Regions from separate parts of the Homo sapiens genome. Here region 2 is linked to region 1. The links are chromatin contacts, found by Hi-C in ENCODE. All regions are on one chromosome and are shown on one strand. Each heading gives the region's core, a stretch centred on a gene start or an enhancer-like site at or near the end of the contact. The rest is flanking DNA. Distances are from core to core; before and after follow the strand shown. Region 1 holds the start of ZCCHC2 (zinc finger CCHC-type containing 2). Region 2 holds the start of HMSD (histocompatibility minor serpin domain containing).

What was found. Hi-C counts contacts between places; a loop is a spot of excess contacts on that map. Pooled maps may share reads with other maps.
Region 2: a loop to region 1 is called in a pooled map, with 4 times the contacts of the local background. The contact joins the promoter of HMSD here to the promoter of ZCCHC2 in region 1. A Hi-C loop is called at or near these places in 5 of 37 single-sample maps with no recorded cell type and 7 of 50 pooled maps.

The regions. Positions count from the first base shown.
Region 1 is chr18:62,521,393-62,524,574 of GRCh38, reverse strand. It overlaps ZCCHC2 (zinc finger CCHC-type containing 2), which reads right to left and starts at 1,550. Exons shown (of 14, transcript NM_017742.6): 1 at 212-1,550. The coding sequence starts at 1,150. RefSeq lists silencers at 27-266, 1,157-1,656, 1,687-1,956, 2,187-2,296 and an enhancer at 268-841.
Region 2 is chr18:63,947,785-63,950,966 of GRCh38, reverse strand. HMSD (histocompatibility minor serpin domain containing) reads right to left here and starts at 1,666. Exons shown (of 4, transcript NM_001123366.2): 1 at 1,567-1,666. RefSeq lists a silencer at 1,599-1,828.

The DNA of each region.
Region 1 (3,182 bases), core at 301-2,800:
GTCTGCCGGGGTGTGGGGTGGGGTGGGGGAGTGGAACGGAGCGGCCCAGCGAGACGAAGCTCAGCCCTCTGGCGCTGGGAGCTGCCGGGTGGGGATTCCGAGCCACCTGCGCCGGGCTGGGGCTCGGGCAAGGGGCGTCCGAGAGCGAGGCCGGGGAGGCCGCCGGGGCAGCGATCGCACCGCGAGTCCAGGGAGGCTCCGTGCGCCTTACCTGGGCCCTGGGGCCGGCAAACTTGCACGGCTCTACCTCCACCTCCGCGTCCTCGGGGCCCCCGCGGAGCGCGGCGCGGAGCCTCTCCAAGTGTTCCCTCAGGGTGACCCGCTGGTGGAAGGAGAAAGCCGGGTGCAGCGAGGCCATGGTGAAGAGCAGCAGCAGTTCCTCCTGGGCCCTGGAGCCAAGCCCGCCGCCGACCCGGGGCTCCACAATGCCGCCTTCCGGGCCTGAGCCGTCCTTCTCGGCGTCCTGCTCGCCGTCGCCGTCCTCGCCGCGCTCGTCCTCCGCGCCGCCCCGCGAGCCCTCGCCCCGGGCCGCGCGCAGGCTTTTGAGCACCGAGTCCACCTGGGGTAGCAGGCGGTGCAGACGGCCAGCGGCCTCCCGGTTCTCCGAGCCCAGCAGCGCCAGGTAGACGATGAGGCGCGAGCGCACCGCGGGCTCTCGGAAGTCGGCCAGCGGCCCCGGGTCCGAGAGGCCGTTGGCCTTGGCCTCCGAGTCGCGCAGGTAGTGGTAGTCCTTGCGCGCCAGGTCCTCCAGGCACGAGCCAAGGAAGCGCAGCTCCAGCGGGTTGCACAGGTCCAGCAGCCCGCACATGAACTCCAGGCGCTGCGCCGAGCCCAGCACCAGCCCGAACCACTCGTATACCCGCTCCTGCTCGCGCAGCGCCGCCGAGGGCCCCCCGCCGCCGCCCGGCATACCCGCCCCCGCCGCCGCTCCACCAGCAACAGGCGGCCCGAGTCCCCGGGGCGGCGGCGGCGGCGGCAGAGGGCCCCGCGACGGGCCCGCGGGCGGCGGCGGCGGCGGCGGGGGGCGGCAGTCGCGGCGGCGGCGCGAAGGCGCCTTCGCGCCCGGCCGCGCGTCCGCCTCGGGCTCCTCCGCCTCGGGCGGCGGCTCCGCGGGGTGCGTTGGCTTCAGCGGCAGCTTCATCCTCAGCATCCTCGGCTAGGGCGGCGCAGACATGCGAGCGGGGGCGGGCGGGAGGGGCCGCGAGGTGGAGCACGGGCCGAGGCGGCGGCGCGGCCGTCAGGAGCGGGGCCCCTCCATGCCGCCGGGGGAGGGCCGGGGCCGGGGGCGGGTCTCGGCCGGCGAGGGGGGCGGTGGCCGGCCGGCGGGGTCGCTGGCGTCGTCTTCCCGGGCTGGGGGCGGGGCGTGCCCGCGACGGCTCCTCCCCCTGGGCTCCTCGCCGGTTCTGGGAGCCCGGGTGCGGGTGGGAGCAAGCGAGCGAGGGTGTCCTCCTTCCGCCTCCCTCTCTCCGCCGTCCGCGCTGAGCCGGGGCGGCGGTGCCTGAGCTGTTCCCTCGCGAGCCGGTGAGGACGGAGCGGCTGGGTGAGGAGGTGGAGCAGCCGGGCCGGGCGGAGAAGCTTGCGGGCTCCGCGCACCTCACCTCCGCCAATCAGCACCGCGAATCGACGGTGACGTCGCTCTCCCCGCCCCCTGGGGGGCCGCCTTTCTCCAGGAAGCCACGCCCAACTGCTGGCCGGCCGCCTCCCTCTCGGCGGCTTCCGTGCGGTCCTAAAGGCTGGTGCTCGGCAGGAGGAGGACGCGGGCTGGGGCCGTGGGGCGGCGTGAGGGTAGCCCGGGAGCGGTGAGGAGCGTGCGAGGCCCACGTGAGCGGAGGGACGCGGCCGCTCTCACCTTTCCTGAGGGCCCTGGCCCGGCTTTGGACTCCTGATTCTCCTCTGCTTGCCAGCTGCCGCCCCGCCTCCGCCAGTGGTGCCCGGGCTGCCTGCGCGGCCGGAGTGAACGCGTCCCGGGAGCAGGGGTTTCTCCGAAGTGAGTGCGCCAGCCCCGGGACGAGCTCGTTCGAGTCCTCACCGCCCAGTGCACTTCCTGAAAGCCGGCGGTGGGCTGTCTCCCACCTTGTGAAACTTTGCCAGGTGTCGCTCACAGGGGACTGGGTCCGGACGCGGGTGGCGGCGCTGGTTTGCGGCCCCGGTTTGCGGCCCCGGCGCCGCGATCCCGGGCCGCGCCCACGCCCAGGCTGGAGGCACCGTGCGCAGGTGGGGACGCGCGGCCGGGAGGTGCGCAGCGGGACCCGGCCGGCCGAGGGTGAGCGCTGCTGGGGACGCTCCTAGTCTGTAACGCTCTGTGAAAATTATTTCCTGGATAGTTTAGGAAAAGCCTCTCCCTTCCCCGCCCCTAAACCTCTATCTTTTGGGAATCATTGATTTGCTAAATGACATTTCGGTGCCTAACCCATTTTGAATCCTTGTTCTGCTGTGAATTTCATGTGACTGGAGGAATTTAATAAGCTACCAACTTGACAGGCTTTAAACTTAAAAAAAAAAAGTTTTGTTACGTTTTTCAGATTTAGGCTTCCAAGATGTTTACACTCGCACTGTTACTTTTTTTTTTTTTTTTTTTTTTTTTTAGCAACATAGTCCAAATTTTTAAAACTCAGCTGGATCTTTTGAGGGTTAATTAAAAGGTGGGTTAAAAAAAATCTTAAGACTTTAAATTTAGAAGTCCTACTACAGCTATGTAGTAGGAGTATGCAGAAAGATAAGAATCACATTGTAACTCTTTGCGGTGGTGCTGGAACATCTGTTGGGAGAGCATATGCTGAACTCTGTTCACCTCACAAGTTTATGTCCTAAGAGGCTCATTCACAGTTCAGTAAAAGGGTGAACTGAAGCCTGAATCAGTTTCGGGGATGAAAGGGTGAGAGGGAGAACTGTTTTCAGCACATTTGAGGTTGGCAAAATATATAAAAGTCACTCTTTCTTGTAATTTGCTAGTTCTTTACAGTCTTTAGATGTAATTTACAGCCAAGAAAACTTTATTATGAGGACTTATACGTCATTGCCCTTTTTTGCTGTCACCCTCAACTACCCTGGGATCTTCTACTCATATCTCATCTCCTGTTCCCACTTTTCTAAAGCTTAGGGTGAAATACTTAGGCAACTAGTAATAATATTAATCTTGCTAGATATTCACAGGTTCATAGTGAGCCAGCTGTCTAGATCTG
Region 2 (3,182 bases), core at 417-2,916, 1.4 Mb before region 1:
TTTCCTAGGGTGATGGTAATGCTTATTTTAATACTTTTCTGGGGTTAAATTAATAACAGACCATCTCCTATTCACAAAAACAATAGGATGGGGCTGCCAGATTGATGGTTGGGACATGGGCTCTGACTGACCTGACACTGCTACTTTTCAGGTCATACTGCTTTTTAAAGCCAAACAAATGTAAGGACCATTTTGCAGTTTGGTCCTACATTGGGATTTTGCAAAGACAACTATTAAATTTGCTTTTTTCTTTTTTTTGCCAAATGCCTTTCCTTGAAATGAAATACTATTTGAGGTTCTCGTGCATCTGATTTGCGTAACACAGAGTTCTATCCACAAGTTGGCTTTCAAAGTCTCCTGGTTTAATATTTAGGCCTTCAGGTTGGTTTTTGTAACCACTGTGCCTGTCAACCTAGGTGCCTATAGTCACTATTCCTACACAGCAGTCGTATATGAATCATCACACAGCATTTCTTGTAAACATTATTGAAATTATTTCCTGCCTCCTTTAAACTCATCTTACATTTTTTTTTTTTTTTTTTTTTTTTTTTGAGAGAGAGTCTCGCTTTGTCCCTCAGGCTGGAGTGCAGTGGTGCAATCTTGGCTCACTGCAACCTCTGCCTCCCAGGTTCAAGCGATTCTTCTGCCTCAGCCTCCTGAGTAGCTGGGACTACAGGCCCATGTCACGACACCCGGCTAATTTTTGTATTTTTAGTAGAGACTGGGTTTCACCATATTGGCCAGGCTGGGTCTCGAACTCCTGACCTCGTGATCCGCCCCCCTCAGCCTCCCAAAGTGCTGGGATTACAAGCGTGAGCCACCGCGCCTGGCCCATTTTACTTGTTTTATCTGAATTTACTAAAGGACTCTTTCTTGGCTTTGTTGTAACATGTATTTCAATTAACACATACTGGTTTTTGTTCTTGAGCAAATTCTCACAACTTGTCTACTGGGAATCTCTGTAAATTGGTTACTTTCTTTTTACACTATCCCAACACTTTTGCTTTCTGGCAACAGTATCGTCCTCATTTTGATTTTTTTCCAGTCCAAAAACATACTATCAACGCCTCTCCTGGTTTCTTTTAAAGGAGGAGGAATGTCAAGTACAAATTCTGAATACTGAGAGCATACGAGTTTCGGTACCGACAAATAAATACTGCTGCTGTTGTTTTTCCTGGAGGTCCCAGGCCTCACAGCCCCTTCCAGCGCCCAACATAAACTTCACCAGGGTGGGAGGCCTCATTGTACCTACTTCCAGCTCCTGCAGGATGAGTGGAGCCCAGGCAGGACTTTCACCCCCCAGCTCCGCGCCCATTCGCCCTGGCCTCCCCTCCCCGCGCCTGGACCCATAGGGCACACAGCCAAGTGCAGCCAAGTCCCTGCCCTTAGGGAGCCCCCGCCAGAGACCGAGTAAAGAAGGACAGCCCCAGGGAAAGGTCTGGAGCAACAGGTGCGCTGAGCACTTCACTGGGCTTCCCTTTCGTAGGTTCCCGCCCTTTTCCTGGGCTCAAGAGCAGGTAACGAGAATCCAGCGTGTGGGAACCACTCCCAAAGTCAAACACCTACCCCAGTTCTCCGCGCAGCTGCCCAGGAGCGAAGTGAGACCGGGTCGGAGAGGCGGGAATAGAGATGTCTGAGCGGCGCCGGGTGTTAGTTCCCAGTGAATGGGGAGGCGGGCGGAGTCGGGCCCAGCCAGGCACCACCTAGCGGGCGCCTGGGCAGGAGGGCGGGGCGGGTCCCGCAGGCCGCGGGGATCTCCTGATGTGCAGGAAGTGGCCAATCTCTGTGCAGGAAAAAGCCCCAACTGTCCGGGAGTTTTCAGTCAAGAAGCGATAATGCGCTTTGGCTATTTGGGGTTTTTCGTGGTTCCATACAAATTATAGGGTTTTTTTTTTTTTCTATTTCTGTGAAGAATGACATTGGTATTTTGACAGGGATTGCATTCAATCTGTAAATTGTTTGGGTAGCATTGTACTTTTAACATTAATTATTCCAACCTATGAGCATGAATATGTGTCCATTTTCTGTGTGTGTTCTTCACGTTTTTCTCATCAGTGTTTTATAGTTGTCCTTGTAGAAGTCTTTCACTTTTTTAATTAAATTGATTACTAGGTATTTTATACATCATATTTCTTATAGCTATTGTAAGTGGGATTTCTTTCTTGATTTCTTTTTCAGACTGTTCACTGTAGATGTATAGACATCTTACGGATATTTTATATCCATTTTGTATTCTGCAACTTTACTGATTCATTTATTAGTTCTAGTAGTTTTTGAGGGGAGTCTTTTGGTTTTTCCGATTATAAGATTATACCATTGGTGAGCAAAGCTAATTTTACATCTTTCTTTCCAGTTTGGGTGTCCTTTGTTTCTTTTTCTTGCCTAATTGCCCCGGCCAGGACTTCCAGTCAGATACTGAATAAAGGGGGTGAAACTGGGCATCCTTGTCTTGTTGCAGATCTTATAGGAAAGGTTTTCAATTTTTCCCTGTTCAGTATGATATTAGCAGTGGGTTTTTCATTTTGGTTTTTATTGTTTTGAGGTATATTCCTTCTATACCCAATGTGTTAAGGATTTTTATCATAAAGAGATGTAGGATTTTACTGAATACATTTTCGGCATCTATTGAAATGATCGTGCAGTTTTTGTTGTTGGTTCTTTTAATGCAATGTATCGCATTTATTGATTTGTGTATATTGAATCATACTTGCATACCCGGGTGAATCTCACTTGATCGTGGTGAGTGATCTGTTTAATGTGTTGTTGAATTGGAGTTGCTAGCAATTTTTTGAGGATTTTTTCTGTTTTTTACCTGTTGATATGACGGATTCCTTTGATTTTCAAATGTTGAATTAGTCTTGTACACCTGCAATCAATCTTACTTAGTCACAATGTATAATCCAACTATTTTACACATAGTTTGATTTCATTTGTGAATATGTTGTTCAGGATTTTGCATCTATACTAATGAAAGATATTGGTCTTTAAGTTTCTTTTCTTCTAATGTCTTTGTCTGGTTTTGTTATCAGAGTAATTCCAGCCCTATAGAATGAATTAGAAAGTAGTTCTTCTGCTTCTATCTTCTGAAAGAGATTTAGAGAATTGGAGTAAACGTTTTCTTAATTTGTTTTTAGAATTTACCAGTGAGCCCATCTGGGTCTGGTAATTATTTTAGATGGCTA